Linked DNA regions of Homo sapiens: region 2 is linked to region 1. A link is an interaction called in ENCODE POLR2A ChIA-PET data of the cell type or tissue named here. Cell type or tissue: Panc1. All regions are shown on one strand. Links, peaks and the distances in the headings refer to the core of each region. The heading gives the core; the rest is flanking DNA. Region 1 overlaps C5orf15 (chromosome 5 open reading frame 15). Region 2 overlaps TCF7 (transcription factor 7).

The links. ChIA-PET counts read pairs that join two places held together with the same protein. Peaks named below come from ENCODE experiments on the same cell type or tissue, not always from the same donor. Only the 100,000 strongest peaks of a DNase experiment are listed, where the experiment ranks them.
Region 2: POLR2A ChIA-PET joins it to region 1 with 16 read pairs; 3 of 35 experiments call an interaction of 5 or more read pairs at or near these places.

What each region holds. Positions count from the first base shown.
Region 1 is chr5:133,959,049-133,963,436 of GRCh38, reverse strand. C5orf15 (chromosome 5 open reading frame 15) reads left to right here. Exons shown (of 3, transcript NM_020199.3): 2 at 3,417-3,943. Among named protein-coding and RNA genes, the nearest start is that of C5orf15, 7.4 kb to the left of the region's middle. In Panc1, for the core only: no CTCF peak of the experiment used is centred there; no DNase peak of the experiment used is centred there.
Region 2 is chr5:134,138,643-134,143,030 of GRCh38, reverse strand. TCF7 (transcription factor 7) reads right to left here. Exons shown (of 10, transcript NM_003202.5): 5 at 3,993-4,080; 6 at 727-846; 7 at 148-310; 8 at 1-38. Among named protein-coding and RNA genes, the nearest start is that of TCF7, 26 kb to the right of the region's middle. RefSeq lists enhancers at 2,692-3,669, 4,261-4,370. In Panc1, for the core only: CTCF peaks have their summits at 2,151 and 2,364 (motif pointing right); a DNase peak (open chromatin) is centred at 2,362; H3K27ac peaks cover 535 bases.

The DNA.
Region 1 (4,388 bases), core at 290-4,289:
TGTGTTTGTCTTCCTGAAAGCCAGCCAGAATTCATTTTGAACATATTAATGTGAATGTCAGACATCTAAGAGGAGATGTCAAGTAGGTGGTTGGATTTATGAGTCTAGAATTCTGGTCGTTCTTGGAAGTTCTTTTAATTTTTCTCAGAAAAGTTAGGAAGTGATGTCATCAGTTGAAAATGAGGATAACAGAGAAGACATTTGAAGTTTGTGGTTAGAGGAAAATGTGATTGGTGTCCTAAGAGAGTAGAAGGGTAAATGGACTAGGAAAATATGATTGCCAACAATTTTAATTGCCAACAGCTTTAAACATACACCTGAATCTTTGGCATTGAATTTAAAATGAAATGAAAACAGTGGCATGGTTGTATATTTTTTCTAGCCATGTTCAGCTGCTGGGTGCAGATGTGAGTAGTCAGAGAGCTTGATTTATTAATAACTAGGGATGAGTGTAGTCTCACCAAGTGAATGGGTCAAAGTGGACAAGGGGGAAGGGAATTGAAGATGGATGTAAGAGAGTGATTATAAGCAATTATAATAGCTGACACAGAATTGAATCTGAATAAAGAGAGAAGAGAGTGTATTGGGCAAGTTTTGATGGTGACCGTAAGGGAATGAAAAGGATTAGAGGGTTGTAGGTGTTTATGGATTGAGAATACCAGGGAATGAACTGGAAGGATAGGAGGTCTTGCCAGCAAGTAGAATGCATGAAATTGAGATTATGGAAGAATTGTGATAATAAATAATGACTCTGGGAGTGAGTGGCTGAGGTAAAGAGGAGGGCTAGCTCATGAGAAGAGAGGAGGTCAAAGATTTTGAAATCAAGGCAGGAGTACTTGTCTTAGATGGAGTGAACTCTAGAGCCAGGAGCTAAAGATCATTAAGAATTAGGGGGCATGACTTTGGAGTTGGATGAAAGTAAGTTAGTGCATTATAGCTTAAGATAAGAGAATCAAAGCTAGAGGCATTTAGGGAGAAGAACGGGAGAATGGTCTGAAAAGGGCAATGAGGAGGAGAACTGTGCCTCCTTGAGATTCAGTGGTTCAAGGATGTGGGAGAAAAAACAGCTATTACTTAAACAGGCTGAAAGGAAAATGTGTCCTTAAGGGAGAGTCAGGTTTCAGTAATAACAAGAAAGCAAAGGGTGAAAGAAGGGATTTGCTGATGACTGTGAATTCTATACTGCGTGGTGGAAATTTCTTTATAATTATTCCCACCCTATCAGCTTGTGTCCTTTAAAGGTACTTACCCATGGAAAAATTGTTCTTTTAAAAGTTAAGTTTAGTTAGTTGGCTCCCACTTATTTCAATTTTAAATTTTATTTTAAAACATGTTTTTTGTACTTTGGCAGGAAAATTAAATGTATCAGAAAATAATAATTTTTAAATTCTTGAATTATAACTAAGTTGAAGTGATAAATGCAAAAATTATTTTCAGAAATTCCTGTTAGTAGTTTTCTGAGTAATGTACTGAGTTGTAGGTCCTGTTTATTTCTCTTTTCTTCCAGTAAAAAATTTCAAGGAACTCAATTATTGAAAATGTTTTAAGAGTTTTACTGTAATCCCAGTACTTTGGGAGGCCAAGGTGGGAGGATTTCTTGAACCCTGGAATATGAGAGCAGCCTGGGCAACATGGCAAGATGCTGTCTCAAAAAAAAAAAAAAATTGCATATGGCATTGGACAAATATATGAAAAATAAAAAAAGCCAGGCAGGGTAGCATGTGCCTGTGGTCCCAGCTACATGGGGGGCTTGAAACCAGGAGGTCGAGGCTACAGTGAGCTATGTTTGTGCTACTGCATTTCAGCCTGGGCAACAGAGTGAGACCCTGTCAAAAAAAAAAAAGGGAAAAAGAGAGTTTTACTAATTTATTGGTTTTTTTTTTTTTTTTTTGAGATGTGGTCTTGCTCTGTCGGCCAGGCTAGAGTGCAGTGGCGCCATCTCGGCTCACTGCAACCTCCACCTCCCAGGTTCACGCCATTGTCCTGCCTCAGCCTCCCGAGTAGCTGGGACTACAGGTGCCTGCCACCATGCCTGGCTAATTTTTTGTATTTTTTAGTAGAGACCGGGTTTCATCATGTTAGCCAGGATGGTCTCGAGCTCCTGACCTCATGTTCAGCCTGCCTCGGCCTCCCAAAGTGCTGGGATTACAGGCGTGAGCCACAGGGCCTGGCCTTTTTTTTTTTTTTTTTTTTTTTTTTTTTTTACTAACTGACTACATTATTTTTCTGAGATCCTCTGTTCATTCTAATTGACACCAGCTATTTCTTTTTTTTTCTACACAAAATGGATGTCAACTGTGGTACACAAACCAGAGTGTATTCACATGAAGAAAGGGTTGTCTGTTGGATTGTTAACTTGTGTGAATGCACATGTTTGTGAAAGCACTAGAATGACTTGGTTTAATCTTACCCCTATAAAATATTTTACTTTAATGTGATAGACTTTAAAATATTGTCTGAATATGTTTAGATCTACATGACAGAGGTTTTTTTTTTTTATTTTTTTAGTGTAGTAGAGGTCCTTGAAGTTCTTCAACAGATACTACATTAGATTATAAATTAGAGATGGTTAAATTTCGGCAGGGATTCCTCTGGAATCTTCCTCTATTCATTCTTCTTGGTAAAAGAATAGTAAGAATTCTTATGTAAAGAATTTTACCTTTAGTAAACTATGCTGAGTAGGTAGCAGCACAGGGAAATAAGAATGTGTGTGTATTTGGTGTCATTTGCTATACCTAGATGCCTTCCCTCATCTTCAAAATAGTCTAGTTGTCACTTAGCTCTCAGGTTCCCGTTTCGGATGCTTCTCCTTTAGAAGTTTTTTCTTCTTTGTAAGGATCCTTCTTTTTTTTTGAATTTAGGAGAGGGAGTCCTCTAGTTCAAGTATCACTTAGAATTACTATCTACAGCATGCCTATAGCTTCCCCTGAATTTGTTATGTTGTGTTGAAAGTATTTAGGTCCAAACTCCATATCTTTTTTGGGACCTACTTGAGTGAGAATCAGCCACTTTTTGGTCTGTTCTAGGGATCAGGTAAAGTCTGGACAAGGTAACTGAAATCCACACCCTTTATGAAATGAAAACAGAGGGGATGGGTGAGGGCTGTATGTGAACTTTGCCATCGTGACTTAAAGTCAGCCCTTTTTCTTTTCTTTTGGTGGCAGGCTGTATGATGCAGTAGGTCTTTTATGCTGCTTAAATTGTTAGTATCTAGCAAAGCAATTATTATCTGAAGAATAACTGACTAAGAAGAAATGTAACTGAATGCTGGCTATTGAGACTTAATAACTAGTTTTCGAGAAAGTTATAGGAATGTAGCAGAGAGAAATGCTTAGTGTAAAATTTGGGTAAATATGCTTTTAGCTTGGTGGAGATAAAGTTGGAGATTTCAGTTTGATATTCTTTGTTTGTTTCAGTTGTATCACGGACTGATTCACCGAGCCCAACCGTACTCAACTCACATATTTCTACCCCAAATGTGAATGCTTTAACACATGAAAACCAAACCAAACCTTCTATTTCCCAAATCAGCACCACCCTCCCTCCCACGACGAGTACCAAGAAAAGTGGAGGAGCATCTGTGGTCCCTCATCCCTCGCCTACTCCTCTGTCTCAAGAGGAAGCTGATAACAATGAAGATCCTAGTATAGAGGAGGAGGATCTTCTCATGCTGAACAGTTCTCCATCCACAGCCAAAGACACTCTAGACAATGGCGATTATGGAGAACCAGACTATGACTGGACCACGGGCCCCAGGGACGACGACGAGTCTGATGACACCTTGGAAGAAAACAGGGGTTACATGGAAATTGAACAGTCAGTGAAATCTTTTAAGATGCCATCCTCAAATATAGAAGAGGAAGACAGCCATTTCTTTTTTCATCTTATTATTTTTGCTTTTTGCATTGCTGTTGTTTACATTACATATCACAACAAAAGGAAGGTAGGTTTGGGATTTTTTTAGCCCTTTATTATTTCAGTCATAATGCTTTTGATGATTCATGGTTCTTTTTTTTTTTTTTTTTTTTTTTTGCAAAAAAAAGTGTAGTGGGTTTCACTCTGTCAACCAAGCTGGAGTACAGTGGCACAATCACAGCTCACTGGAGCCTCGACCTCCTAGGCTTAAGTGATTCTCTTGCCTCAGCCTGTCGAGTTGGTGGGACTACAGATTCACACTACCACACCTGGCTAATTTTTAAAAATTATTAAATTAAAATTTTAAAAATTATTGTTTGTAGAGACGAGGTGTCGCTATTTTGCCCAGGCTGTTCTTGAACTCCCAGGCTCAAGCAGTCCTCCCGCCTCGGCCTCCCAAAGTGTTGGGATTACAGACATGAGCCACCATGCCCAGCCCTCTTTCCTTTTTTTCAGTGAAGTTTAAATTCATA
Region 2 (4,388 bases), core at 121-4,120, 180 kb before region 1:
TAGTACTTGGCCTGCTCTTCTCGCGACAGCGCGTGCCACTGCAACAGGGAAGAGGGGCAGGTGGGGTGCATCAGGGAGTCAGCAGGCTGCACCAGGCTGAAGATGGTCGGGGAGCATCCCTGCCAGCCCACCTGCCCATGGTCTCACCCTGCGGCCCAGGATCTGGTTGATGGCAGCGCTCTCCTTAAGTGTGCACTCTGCAATGACCTTGGCTCTCATCTCCTTCATGTACAGCATGAAGGCATTGAGGGGCTTCTTGATGGTTGGCTTCTTGGCCTCCTTCTCTGCCTTGGACTCTGCTTGTGTCTTCCTGAGGGGCACAAATCCAGATTGTTCAGGAGCCCCCCGAGTGCCCACCTAATTGCAGCCTCCTCCTCTAGCGTGGGCCTAGAGTGTGCCTAAGTGTATGATACCAGAGTTTTCTAAGTGGAATCTTTCCTAGCTGCCCCCAAATGGGTGAGCAGACAGCTAAGTAACTGTTCCTTATAGGAACACTACAGACAAGTGGGAAAAGCATGTGTTAAGGACTTCTGAGCCCCTCCTCTGTTGGCTCAGAAAAATCCTTGTTCCCCATCCCACCCACCCCCTCCTACTTCTGAGGATCAAAAACATAGCCAGAGGCACGAAACAGCTTAGGCAGGGACCTCGTGGCAGTCCTCAGGCCTGGTGGGGAGGCATGTGTATCCTGACTGACACACCCCCTGCCATCATTGTCTTTTCACTCACAGGTTGCGGTCGAAGGGCTGCAGCTCCTGCTTCCCTGAGGGGGGCACAATGGCCGGGTGGGGGATGGCTGCTGGGTGACCAGGTACACCAGAACCTAGCATCAAGGATGGGTGGGTGAACCTGGAGGCAGGAAGAAAGTTAACACTGAGCCAAGAATTATGGGCCAGACCTTTGGACACACACAGAGGCCCCTGCATAATACATAACTTGAGGACACAGGTGAACAGATAGATACTCTATCCTACTGGCCTAGACATAAGTACACAGAGATAAATACAAATACCTGCTCCCAGCACACTACACAGACACACTGCAAAAATCTACATAGATTGCCATTCAGATGGTTACTACATAGGTCCCAAGTAGCTTTTGAATCTGTCCCCTTCTCACGTCCTTCCCCTACCAACCCAGCCTCAGGAGCCTGTGGCTGCCCTGTGAGGCCTCATCCCTCTCCTGCTTGACCCTTCCAGGCCTCTCTCCACACAATAGCCAGAGTAACCATTAGAGACACCTGAATGTTCCTGGCCTGCTTCGGCTGAAATTCCCCCAGCGTCCAAAGAATAGAACCCAGGCTGCTCCCAAGGGCCTGCACAGCCCTGCATGAGCATCCTGCTGCTGTTGCTAGCCCCTTCTCTTCTCCTCTGCTTCCTGTCCCTCTCCGTTCCCCGGCAGCCCCAGTTATGGCTGTTCCCTTGTTTTCTTCTCGCAAAAGATCTATTACTCTTTCCGCGAAGCTCTCCCTGACCCATCAGGCCTGGTGAGGTCTCCTTGGGGCTTCCCCATCACTCAGCTGGCCCATTAAGCTGCCGGTGCCATGTCTACACTTGCTATACTGGGCTGTGAGCTCCAGTGGGCAGCAAATGTCTGTGGAATCCCCTGCCATTGCATATTTGCACTGAGTCTGTCACTGAAGGAGTGACCTAAGTGAAGGGATCCATGTACACACACCTCCCACTTCACTTTCTTGCTATTCTGTGGAGACCATTCTGCCCCTTACTGCTTGCACAGGTATTATCCCTGAGCCAGCAGCCCCTAAGGGTCAGAGGTTGGGGACTTAGGTAAAAGGTGCTGTCTCAGCTTGGGCAAAGCTCAGGGGATGCCCAGGAGAGTCCTTCTAAGTAGGGATGAAGAACAGAGGTGAGTGCACACACATCTGCACACGGGCTGAGCCACATATGCCTGTACTGTCCTGGCCTCTGTGGTGCTCTGCTGCACGGTGTGGCCCAGGCTGAGGCCTCTTGGCACTTGCACTAGCTTCATTCTCAGGCACAGGACAGCAGGGGGCTGCAAAATGACAGACGGACAGATGGACAAACGACTAACACAGGGCAAGCACTGGCCTGGGCATGGCCTTGTGTGGGCTCTGAAGCCTGGGCAACAGGAAGCAGGAGCCTAGCTGCAGTGTAGGGGACTCACCTGGGGTAGGGGGCGCCAGGGGCTGCAGTGGGGGCAGGGAAGTGCTGTCTATATCCGCAGGAAGGGGACAGGGGGTAGAGAGGAGGGCTGGGCCTGTGGTTGGGAGAGATAGCTGTTAGCAGTCTGGCTGCTGGCCAGACACGAGGAAAGACTTCCCTACCTTGCTAGGCAGGCCTTGACCCATCCTGTGAGACAGATGGGCCTCTGCTGGAATTTCAAGCATCTGCCACCAGAGGGCAGCTTGTGCGGTTTCCCTCTATAAACTTGTATGGGTGCTTGAGGGATGGAAATGGTATCCTTCTCCTGGGACCCAGCTTAGCAGGCCCCTGGGCCCCTCCAGCCTGCTTCTGTTTCTTTGACGGTATAGGGCTGATATCTGTCCTGGGGCCATTGCAGCCACTGTTAACACTGGATTGTTTTGCACCACTTTGCCTGCTTCAATTCCTGGTCATCCTTCAGGTCTTCCTTAGCTAAGTGACCCTTCCTCCTCAAATCCCTGAGATTCCAAGCTGGATGAGGTACCTCTCTGGGCTCCTACAGTCCCTAACTAGAGCACTACCAACAGTGCCCTGTAACTGTCTGGTTTTTTGCCTGGGTTGCCCACGAGGTAGACTGAGTTCTGAGAGGGCAGGGACCTAACGATCAGTTGGCTTCAGCAGTGCCGACTTCCCTGGTGCCCAGAACCCTGCCCGGCACACAATAGGGCTCAGTGGAGAGATGGCTTAAATACCCCTACTTCTTTCCTCACAGCCAAGTGCCACCGGGTGGAAGCCGAGAGCACAGGGCTGCCTGAAGTCCCCTCCTTACAGCCTTGGTGGGTAAAATCTGCTGTAGGCTCAACTCTCTTGGTCTTCAGCACTGCTGGCCTAGGGGATGCTTTTGAAAGGCTGGCCTACAGATTTGCATCCACGGAACCCTGGTCTAGTCCAGTAAGGCTGGGCTCTTGAGCATCTTGCCACGCTTTGATCCTAGGGGTATTCATGGGAGTAGTCTTAATTTGTATTCAGAATGGATTGTCCAAGGAGAAGCTGGAACGGAGGAGGGTGCTGACCATGGGTAAAGGGCAAGTGGGCCACAGGTTGGGCCTCTGGCCTGCCCGATCTCCTTGGGGAGCCAAGTTTTCCTGCTGTTGGGTGACTGCCACAGCCCAGCTCTCTGAAATAGGCTAGAGACCTGCGCAGCTCAAACTATCGTTGATGAGTAAAGGGCCAAGTAGCCTGCCAAGGCCCAACTCCAGCTGAGGACAGGCCCTTTGGCCCATAGTCAGGCCTACTGGCTTAGGGGGCCAGGCTTCCTTTTCCTGGTCCAGCCTTAAGAATCTCCAAGCAGGCTGGTCAGAGGCTTGGGCTTAAGCAGGCACCACAGGGGCAGGGAGGGACACTGCCCCTCAAGCAGCTCAGCCAAGGAAAGGACCAAAAGCAGTAGGCACTGAGGCCAGTGAGCTGAGAAGCAGCAGCCTCTCTGGTAGCCACTCATGCTGTCCCCTCCCTGCTCGGGCCCACCTTTCTTCCTCAGTTACTCATATGGCCCTGGAGGTCCCTTAGCAGCCCAGAGTTCTCCCATCTAAGGGGATCTCTTGGACACTGAGGGAGACAGGGCTGGGACCAGGGACCAGCTCTCCTGCCTCTCCAAAGGGAGTATGTCAGGCTCCCTGGGGAATGCAGGCCGGGGTACATGAGGACCCCTAGCTCAGAGCCAGGTTAGGACAGAGTTGCTGGCCAGCCCCTGGCATCTAAACAGAGCTGGCAGCAGGGTGGCCAGCCAAGAGGGATGGAGGAGGAAATGGAAGGGCAGGCAGGTCTTGGTCTGACCAGCACACGGTACCCCTTTCCCATTGGGCCCACACTCACCAGCTCACAGTGTGGGGGAGCTGCCCCATGCTGCCTGAGGTCAGGGAGTAGAAGCCAGAGAGGTCAGGGGTCTGCAGAGGCCTGTGAACTGCAGAGGAGAGAAGCTGAGTGAGTGGGCTAGCCTGACCTGGCAGGCCATATCAGCAGTTACTGCATCCTAGAACCTCCTACAGGGGCCTTAAGATCCCACCAGCTTTGCTAGAGGACCAGACATAAACTAGTTTATTCAGGAGGATCCCAGTGTGATAATAGTGCCCCTTTGACAGACAAGGGAACCCAGGGCAGAGGGCTGGGGTGACTTGCCTAAGACATTAGGGGGCCAGTAGGCAGAGCTGAAGTCACTCAGGCATGGAGGCATTGGGGCATCTCTGCTCGGGGGACTCCAGCCTAGCTTTC